2 separate regions of the Mus musculus genome follow, and region 2 is linked to region 1. A link is a contact called in ENCODE POLR2A ChIA-PET data. All regions are on one chromosome and are shown on one strand. Each heading gives the region's core, a stretch centred on a gene start or an enhancer-like site at or near the end of the contact. The rest is flanking DNA. Distances are from core to core; before and after follow the strand shown.

Region 1 (4,207 bases), core at 549-3,048:
GTCCACTATAGCTGTCAGACACACCAGAAGAGGGTATCAGATCCCATTACAGATGGTTGTGAGCCACCATGTGGTTGCTGGGAGTTGAACTCAGGACCTCTGGAAGAGCAGTCAGTGCTTTTAACCTCTGCTCTACCCAACCCACCAACGTGGCAGACTGGGGGCAGGGTGGTTAAGAGCAACAAGAGCCCAGAGACCTGGCTCACCTCTGAAAGCAGCTCTGCTGCAGCGCCCCCTGGTGGTGGTCTCTCCATACTCTCTGGCTGGGCGAGGACTTCAGAAAGAAAGACTGAGGCCATTGGTGCAGGGGCTGAGGATAGGGACTCCAGACCTGGGGGTACAGGTCTAGTTCGTTCCTCTGCCATTTCCTGCCTGCCGTAAGTTTCCACATCAAATCCCAAGTGAGGGGCTAACCCAGGCCCTAGGCATCTGTATCAGTGGCACCCCCTGCCCTTCTCCGGCCTGCTGTTCTTGTTCAGGAGCTGACAGGTCCGGCGAGTGCTCGTAGGTGGGAGCATGGGAGTGTTGGACAGGGTGTCATAAATGTAGGCCTTCGTACAGGGCTAGGTACGCGAACATGAAGAGTGGTACTCTACCAGGAAGTGGGTAAGAACATCACAAGATGGCACCACCCAGAGCCGAGTTAAGGGAGGGATATCTGGGTCCAGGAGGGAGATGAGGAGGCACAGCCCAGCTCCTATGGGCTCAAGGTGGCTAGAGACGTGGGCTAAGGAGGATAAAAGCCTGTGGCTTAAACTTGAGGGAGGGCCGGCCGTCACCACTACTAATAATAGCAAAGATAACAGCAGCTGCTAGTTAGAGCCAGGGGCCCCACAAATGCTCCCTGTTACTGCTACCACACAGAGAGGGGAAAGCTGAGACCGAGGAGGCTTAGGGGATTCATCTAAGACCACAGGAGCAGTCAATGGCAGATCAGGATTTGAACCCCCGGCTCTGTTAGCTGGAGTCATATATAGTTATTTCTCATTACAGCCAACAAAGCAAGTTACTTGGTCAGTATTGGCCAGGCTAGAGTATCCAAAGCCTGGGCCTGGGGGCTGTTCATGACACGGAGATGTGGAGGGCCTTCCTCTGCATCTATTGCCAGTTACTGTGAGAGCCAGCTTTCAGCCTTAGCAAGAAGCCTCTGTGTCCTTGGGTGCAGAGCAACATTCACAGTTTCCTAAGGGACAGTCCCAAGAACTAGCATATACCTCGGTTGCCTTTCCAACTGCTCTGTGTTTAGTCCTGGGGTGGTTAAGGGGACAAGACCCAACTTCCAGCAAGGACCCGGTCTGGCCTAGAAGGGATGCCAGGCCTGAGGAGAGATCATTCTAATGGACGAAGGAGAGACAGCAGCTAGAGAAGGCCAAGGCTTCCTAGACGATGTAGCTGCAGCGATCGATCGGGGATTCTGGAAAGGATGCAAGCCTAGTCGAGGCTCCTGGAGTCAAAGGAGCCTGAGGTCACACGAGAAAGAGAAGGGGAAATTGAGTGGTTTTTGCTTGGTTGTTATGGGGGTGTGTCCGTGTGAGCGCGTGTGTTGCTGGAGATCGAACCTAAGATCTGTGTGCTAGGCAAGTGTTTAAATGTGGCCATAAGTGGAGCAGCAGGAGCTACAAGCCCAGGCAGAAGCCGCGGGCCGACCACGCCCCCCGAAGCACCGCCCACACACCAAGAAGCCCCGCCTCAATGAGGCCCCGCCCACACCCAGTCCCCGCCCCTGCGCCCTCGCGCAGGTAGGGAAGAGGCGGAGCGCTGGCGCTCAGCCTTGTAGCCGCCGCCCCGCCGCTGCCCACTCTGCTCTCAGCCGCTTCCCGGGACGTGGGGCCTCCGAGAGGTGAGCACGGGGAATTGGGTGCGGCGGAGCTCGGGTCCGCTAGGCCGCGGGTGGCCAGGGATTCACGGGGCTGCCCCGTTCGGCCGCGGGGAAGGTCGGGGGCTGTGCGCCCCGCAGAGCGCCCTAGAGGCCGAGGCTGGACTCTGTGCCCGCGGGACCGCTGGATCCCTCCCGCAGATCCTTGGCCTCTGCTGGGACCAGGACGCCTAAAGGGGTTCCCCGGGGCACAGTCACCAGATGTCTGGGCGCGTGGTTTGCGCAAAAGTTTAAAAGCCCAGAGAGGAAGAGAGGGCACTGCCCAGTGTTGGAACATGCGACTCCGCCTCCAACCAGAAATCCCTTTTAGACCTTAAGACTATATTCCCCTGTCTCCCGGGTGAACTTCCAAAGTCCTCGGGCAGCGTTTTGTGCGTGGAGCTTCGCCGCCGTGGTAGTAACAGGTGCGGGGGTGGGGGATGGGGAAGGCTCACACCGCCAGAGTAGTCCGCGGCTCAGAAAGTGTACTCAGGAGTCCTGGCTTAAGGACCGAGGGGTTTGGAGAGTTGGGCCCCCAGCTGATGTTTCTGCATTGGATTGAAAGTTAGGGAGCGAAAGGTCTGTAGGGCCCAGGTCTCTACCACAACCCCAGGGCAGAAGGGAAGCCAGGTCCATACCTTGATTCAACTCCAGGAAACACCGAGCCGCGAGTCTGTAGGGCCGGGACATAGAGAGCGAAGGTGAGGTGTACCTGAGGGATTGCCTCATAGGTGGAGCGGTTGCTGTTTCTCAACCAGCTGCATTGGGGGTTCCAGTGTGGGTGACATCTTGTGGTGAAATACTGTCCCCAGCATCTATGTTGTGCTGTTGTGATTGTAGTCAGGGAGAAGAAAATGAAACTTGGTTTCAAGCAGTGGTTCTCAGCTTAGGGGTGCTTTTGCCCGCTAAGGATATTTGACAATCCCTGGAGACACTTGGCCATCACAGGTCTGCCCCACAGTACAGAATCTGGCCCCTCAAAAGTCAACATTGAGTGACCGTCCTATGACCACCAGCCCACTAGGGTACTTCTTGTGAATTTCTCTCCCTACCTAAGTTTCTCCAGGGGCTGGGAAGGGCCAGGACGAATCTCAGTGAGAGATAAAGAGATAGGTGGGCAGGCTTCGCCCTGGCTGGCCACTGGCCCTGTGGAGGAGAAGCTGGGAACAGTGGCTCTCTCGAAGCACAGGTCTGTAGTACTTTACCCAGGATAGCTTCAGACACAGGATAAGCTCAAGGTAAGCCAGAGTAGCCCTGGGGATGGAGGAAGGGCAGGACCAAGCTCTGTTCCCATGGAGTTTCCCAAAGCTGGATGAGCTGAGGTCTCCCGGATAGCGGAATGCCATGTGACCAACTGGAATTTTCCTTCTGAACACAGAACTGACTCCCCTAGCTATTTACACCAGGAAAGTAACATCCAAGGAATAACGGGTCCACTGATTCCCTGTGGCTCCTCTCTTTCCTTCCAACAGGATGGGTTGCCCCTGGGGCGGTAGGAATCCTGGTCAGGGTGAGCTCAGGCCCTGCTGTAGTATTTGCTGAGTGACAGTAAAGGATGGAGGCTGGTAAAGAGCTTTCCACCCACGGGGTCCCCCAAAACCGCGGAGTTGGGCTCCTGGGCTGTACTCTTAGCTTTCTGGGAATGGAGGTGAGGCTGTTGCTGGCTGGGTAGGTCAGGGCCAGAATCCTCTCTTCCGGCAACTAACATTTCCATCTCCCTTTGTCCTGTCTAGTTTTGGACACTTCTTGCTTGAGAGCCCTGGTGGGGTGAGAAGGGAGTGGTGGGACTGGGGGCGGGGCAGGAGTCTCGGGTTGGTTGGTTGGTTGATTGATTTTGGTCTTTTTAACCATAAAACCCTGATGTGTAGCTAGACTTGGTGGTGTGTGCTTTGATGTCCCAGCATTGGCAGGTAGTGGCAGGAGAGTCAAGAGTTTGTCACCCTCAGTAACAGAGTGAGTTTGAGGCCAGTCTGGGCTCTACAAGACCCTGTCTCAGAAACCCAGCAGAAGACCAGACCTTTACAATGTAGCAGTTACCACTACTGTATATGGCTCTGAAGTCATAAAGTTAAACACCCAGACCTCCTCAAAGCCACCTACCCCAAACCTGTAACTCTAGCTTCACTCGCTCATTCTGGTCAGTGCCCACCCCCACCCCCACCCTTTCTATACACGCTGCTGCCAGGGGAGGGGAGGAGACTTCCAAAAGAGCAGGGGTAAATCACCCCAGACTGGAGCAGGACGACCACTGGGGGCTCAGGCCTACTCTGGGCTCACTGATGTTTTTCTTGTGACCTGAGCTCTGGACAGTGCCCTCCTTGGTTGTGTGTCTGTTCAGCTTGTGTGTGCGGG
Region 2 (4,207 bases), core at 675-3,174, 33 kb before region 1:
TGGGCAAGACAGATATTTGGAAGTCAGATGCTCCCCCTCCTGCTGCTCAGTCACTACCAAGCAGTTATAAGCATGCATGTCCTGATAAGCCTATGGTTTTTGAGAATTACTGTATAAGAAAAGTTTGGGAGCTGGCACTAGTACAGCACCCCTTTAATTCCAGTGCACATGAGGCAGAGGTAGGCAGATCTTTGAGAGTTTGGAGCCAGCCTGGTCTGCATAGCAAGTTCCAGGCCAACCAGGGCAACATAGTGAGATCCTGTCTCAAAATAAATAAATAAATAAATAAATAAAAGAAAAAAGAGTAAATAAATAAATAAATAAACCGAAAAAAGAGTAAATAAATAAATAAATAAATAGAGAGAATGAAAAAGAGAAAGGTCTAGGGAAACATAAAGCACCCATCAAGTACTCAGCCGGGAGGACGGCTATGCAGCCAGGACCAGGACAGCTATGTAGCCAGGAGGACAGCTATGCAGCCGGGAGGACGGCCATGCAGACGGGAGTACCACTATGCAGCCCAGAGTACAGCTAGCACGAGTTCCCAGTTCCACTGTGCTTCCGCAGCTGTGCAGCTGTTGTCCACAACTCCAGCTTTAGGGGGCATGGTATGTGTTTACCCGCCCACACTGACTTGAGCCAAGTTAGTAAGGACACCCTCCTCCTGTGGGCCCCAAATCCTGAAGGCCCGGGAGATCTTTTTTGCCCTTTGTTTTCACTAAAAGTGAGAGTTGATCTTGGGATCCTGCCCATGCTAGGGAGTCCACGGGACATAACCTTACACATAGGTACTAAATTGACACTTTTGTAGTGTCTTGACGGGCGTGGAGACTCTGGAAAACCAGGGAAGGAAAAGTCAGGAAGAATGCACAACTTTGCCTCCCCAAAGGCCACATGGCTGCAACCTAAGGAAGAGTTAACTTTCAGGCCATTGGAGACAGCGTCCTGCCCGCAGGGGCAGCCCAGCCAATGACACTTAGTGTCGATGACGTCATGCACCTCCTGCGCCTTCTATTGGGGACTGGACAGCGAATCCTGCTGGAGGTTCAGGCAACGGAGCTGCAGAGCCCGTCCGTGGCAGAGGAAGGAGGAGGAGGAGGGCCAAGGACAAGAGAGCAGCAAATCGACCCAGAGTGGCTCCTGCCTCCTCCCTCTGCTCCCTGCTCCTCCAACAGAAGGTCCTCCTGGGGACTGCCCCACACTCACATCACAGAAGCAAAGCCACACAGCATTGGTTCAGAAAAGAGGAGCAAGGACTCCCTCTGCCACCTAACCTGCCCACTACACAAGGAGTGACTGGTGAGGGCTAGGGCTAGGGCTAGAACTCGGTATTTGAGTGCCTGTGCGCGCATGCGCACACAAACACAGGCGCACACACCAATAGTTTCCTTAGCACTACTTTCCCCACTCCTGACTCTCTTTCACCTGCCGGTAGATTGAAGGTCTGTGTCTGAGCCGCTGCCCACGACTGTCCCGTCCACTCTGCTGGGCTCTCTGGAAGGGAAGAGCAGGCAAGAGAACCTGTAGGCAGTGCTCAGCCCCTGCCCCACCCCTTTACCACAGTCCAGCAGCACAGCACTGGCTGCTCCAACCCACACCACTAGCTCCAAGAGGGACCCCTCCAGGGTGTCCTTTGAATTCCTTTCCAGACCAGCTTGTCTGTAACTCTCCCTGGTGGTCCCTCCCACCCACGACCCCAATCCACAGCCCCATCAGTTTCTCACGGTTCCACTCGGTTGGTAAATCTACGGCGCCACAGCATGGCCAAGCTGAACAGGAAGAGGGTGGTGCACATGGCTCAGCTGCCCCATCCCCACCGACGACCAACTCCGCTGAAGAAGGCCACAGGGCCGGGGAGCCACAATGGCCAGCCTACCTCTCCCAAGCCACCGCTGTGTTTCCTGAAGTTCCTGGGAAGGGATTAGGACGTTCAAGCTGATTAGTGGAGTGGGCAGACCTGACCTTGTGAAGAGAGATTAAACTCACCAGGCCCAAGATCTCCCCTCTAGTGGCAGAGTAAGTCAGCCTCCTTCAAGGCATGCCAGGTAACCCTGAGTGCCCCTCCAGAATGTTCTACCCAGAACATTCACTACTATCCGGGCTTTGGCATCAAGGCACGTAGTGCAATCGAGCTAAGTGAGCTACTTCCATACACTGTTAAATGTACCTGCAGAGCACTTGAGGACTTAGAAGCATCAAGGATAGCTTCAAAGAGGATCTGGGGCCTTGGCCCGGTGACAAAGACCTGTAAGCCACTGGGGAGGGGAGGAGCACCTCAAGTTCAAAGCCTGGCTGAGCTCCAGAGAGCTCTGAGGCCAGCCTGGGAAACCTAATGAGAGTGTCTCAAAGAGCTCTGAGGCGATAACTCTGTAGCAGAGTACTTGCCTGGGGTTCCAAGGCCCTAAGTTCAGTCTCCCATACGGGAGAGAAAGAGTGAGCTATCACAGGAGGTGTCTGAACGTGCAGGTGCCAGAGAAGGACGGGCCCTCAGCCAACTCTGCCGGGCTGCTGACATGAAAGCTTGCCAGTCTTCAGGGACCGAGGCTGCGAGGCAGGGGAGTTGCACTGTCGCAGCCAAGGCAGGAGAGAATGGCAGAGAGGAGAAGAGATGGATGATGGGACCAGGAGGACCAGAGAGTAGAGCGTGTGTGTGTGTGTGTGTGTGTGTGTGTGTGTGTGTGTGTGAGTGTGTGTGTGTGTGTGCTCGAGCACGTGTGTGCGTGTGTGTGAGAGTATGTGCATGTGTGTGAGAGTGTGTGCGTGCACATGTGTGTGTGCGTGTGTGTGTGCGTGTGTGTGTGTGTGTGTGTGTGTGTGTGTGTGCATGCGTGCGCGTGCACCAGGCCTCCCCTGCACCTTCTGAGCTTTCCTAATTACACTCCCTTTGCAGTAAAAGGCAGAGTCGAGGTGTGCACACAGACAGAACTATAAATTCTATCTTATATAACAATCTTATGTAATTTAGATACAAATTATAAGCTTATCAATTATATACTAGACTACTGTACCAATATAATCCTATGTTATGGAGATACAACAGTCAGAGGAGAAGTTGAGAATCGATAGAAATACTCTTTGCACATCCCACCTGGACCTCCTGGGCAACTAGCTGCCTTGGGCAGTAGGGCTTGAGTCAGCAACACAGGGCTGAGACAAGGGCTGAGTGATGCTGGGACCTAAACCCACCTGGGCCATCACCTCTCCAGGACCTTCAGTTTTCCTTCCTAAACAAGGTGGGAGGTAATGTCTCCTGGCCAGGAGTAACATCAGACACCCCAACCCTGAGCTCCAGGGAGCAGCCTGCTGGGCCTATAAAGGTTCTTGTTAACCCTCTGTGACTGAACCTTCAAGTCTGTGTTTTTTAAATTTAAAATTTTTTTGTTATTAGTGTGTGTGTGTGTGTGTGTGTGTGTGTGTGTGTGTGTGTGTGTGTGTGTGTGAGAAAGGACAGCTTGTAAGAGTCAATCTCGGGCTGGTGAGATGGCACAGTGGGTAAGAGCACCCGACTGCTCTTCTGAAGGTCCGGAGTTCAAATCCCAGCAACCACATGGTGGCTCACAACCATCCGTAACAAGATCTGACGCCCTCTTCTGGAGTGTCTGAAGACAGCTACAGTGTACTTACATATAAATAAATAAATCTTTAAAAAAAAAAAAAAAAAAGAGTCAATCTCTTCCTTCCACCCCGTGGGTCCTAGGGCCGGAACTCTTCAGATCATCAAGTTTTGTGAGGCAAATACCTTTAAAGATTTTAAATCAACAGGGACCCAAGCTGAAGAGGAGAGCCACTCACTTCCTGGGCAGCAGGGCTCCTCCTCATCTTGAGCTGGGAGCCTTGAGGAGAACCAGAGACAGTGCACTTATCTGTGTCAGGACCAGGCAGGCCCTCTGTGGTCTCAGGGTCCCTGCTGTCTACAGCCAGGTCTGAGCAACTGCTGGCAGGGTGAGGGTTCTGGGTCTCTCAAGACTGCACTCCTCCCCTCTGTCCCAGTGTCACCTCTCCCTGAGCAGTCTAAGAAGGAGATGAAGGATCTGCCTTCTGGTTCTCAAACTGAACTCTCGATGGTGACAAATGTCTTCACTGTCCGGTGCCTTACTCAGGACTTCCGGCTCCCCAGAGCCTCTCCATCATACCTGACTGACTGCCTCTCTGTGGAACTTCACTCCACCACGGCTAGGGCTAGGACGGTAATTCAGGACAGTGTCTG

The links. ChIA-PET counts read pairs that join two places held with the same protein, here RNA polymerase II (POLR2A).
Region 2: POLR2A ChIA-PET joins it to region 1 with 14 read pairs in Patski. The contact joins the promoter of Prcd here to the promoter of Rhbdf2 in region 1. POLR2A ChIA-PET finds 5 or more read pairs at or near these places in 2 of 5 experiments (Patski and embryonic stem cell).

What each region holds. Positions count from the first base shown.
Region 1 is chr11:116,621,811-116,626,017 of GRCm38, reverse strand. Rhbdf2 (rhomboid 5 homolog 2) reads left to right here and starts at 1,798. Exons shown (of 19, transcript NM_001167680.2): 1 at 1,798-1,840.
Region 2 is chr11:116,654,825-116,659,031 of GRCm38, reverse strand. Prcd (photoreceptor disc component) reads right to left here and starts at 1,924. Exons shown (of 5, transcript NM_001163318.1): 1 at 1,725-1,924; 2 at 1,426-1,494. The coding sequence starts at 1,795.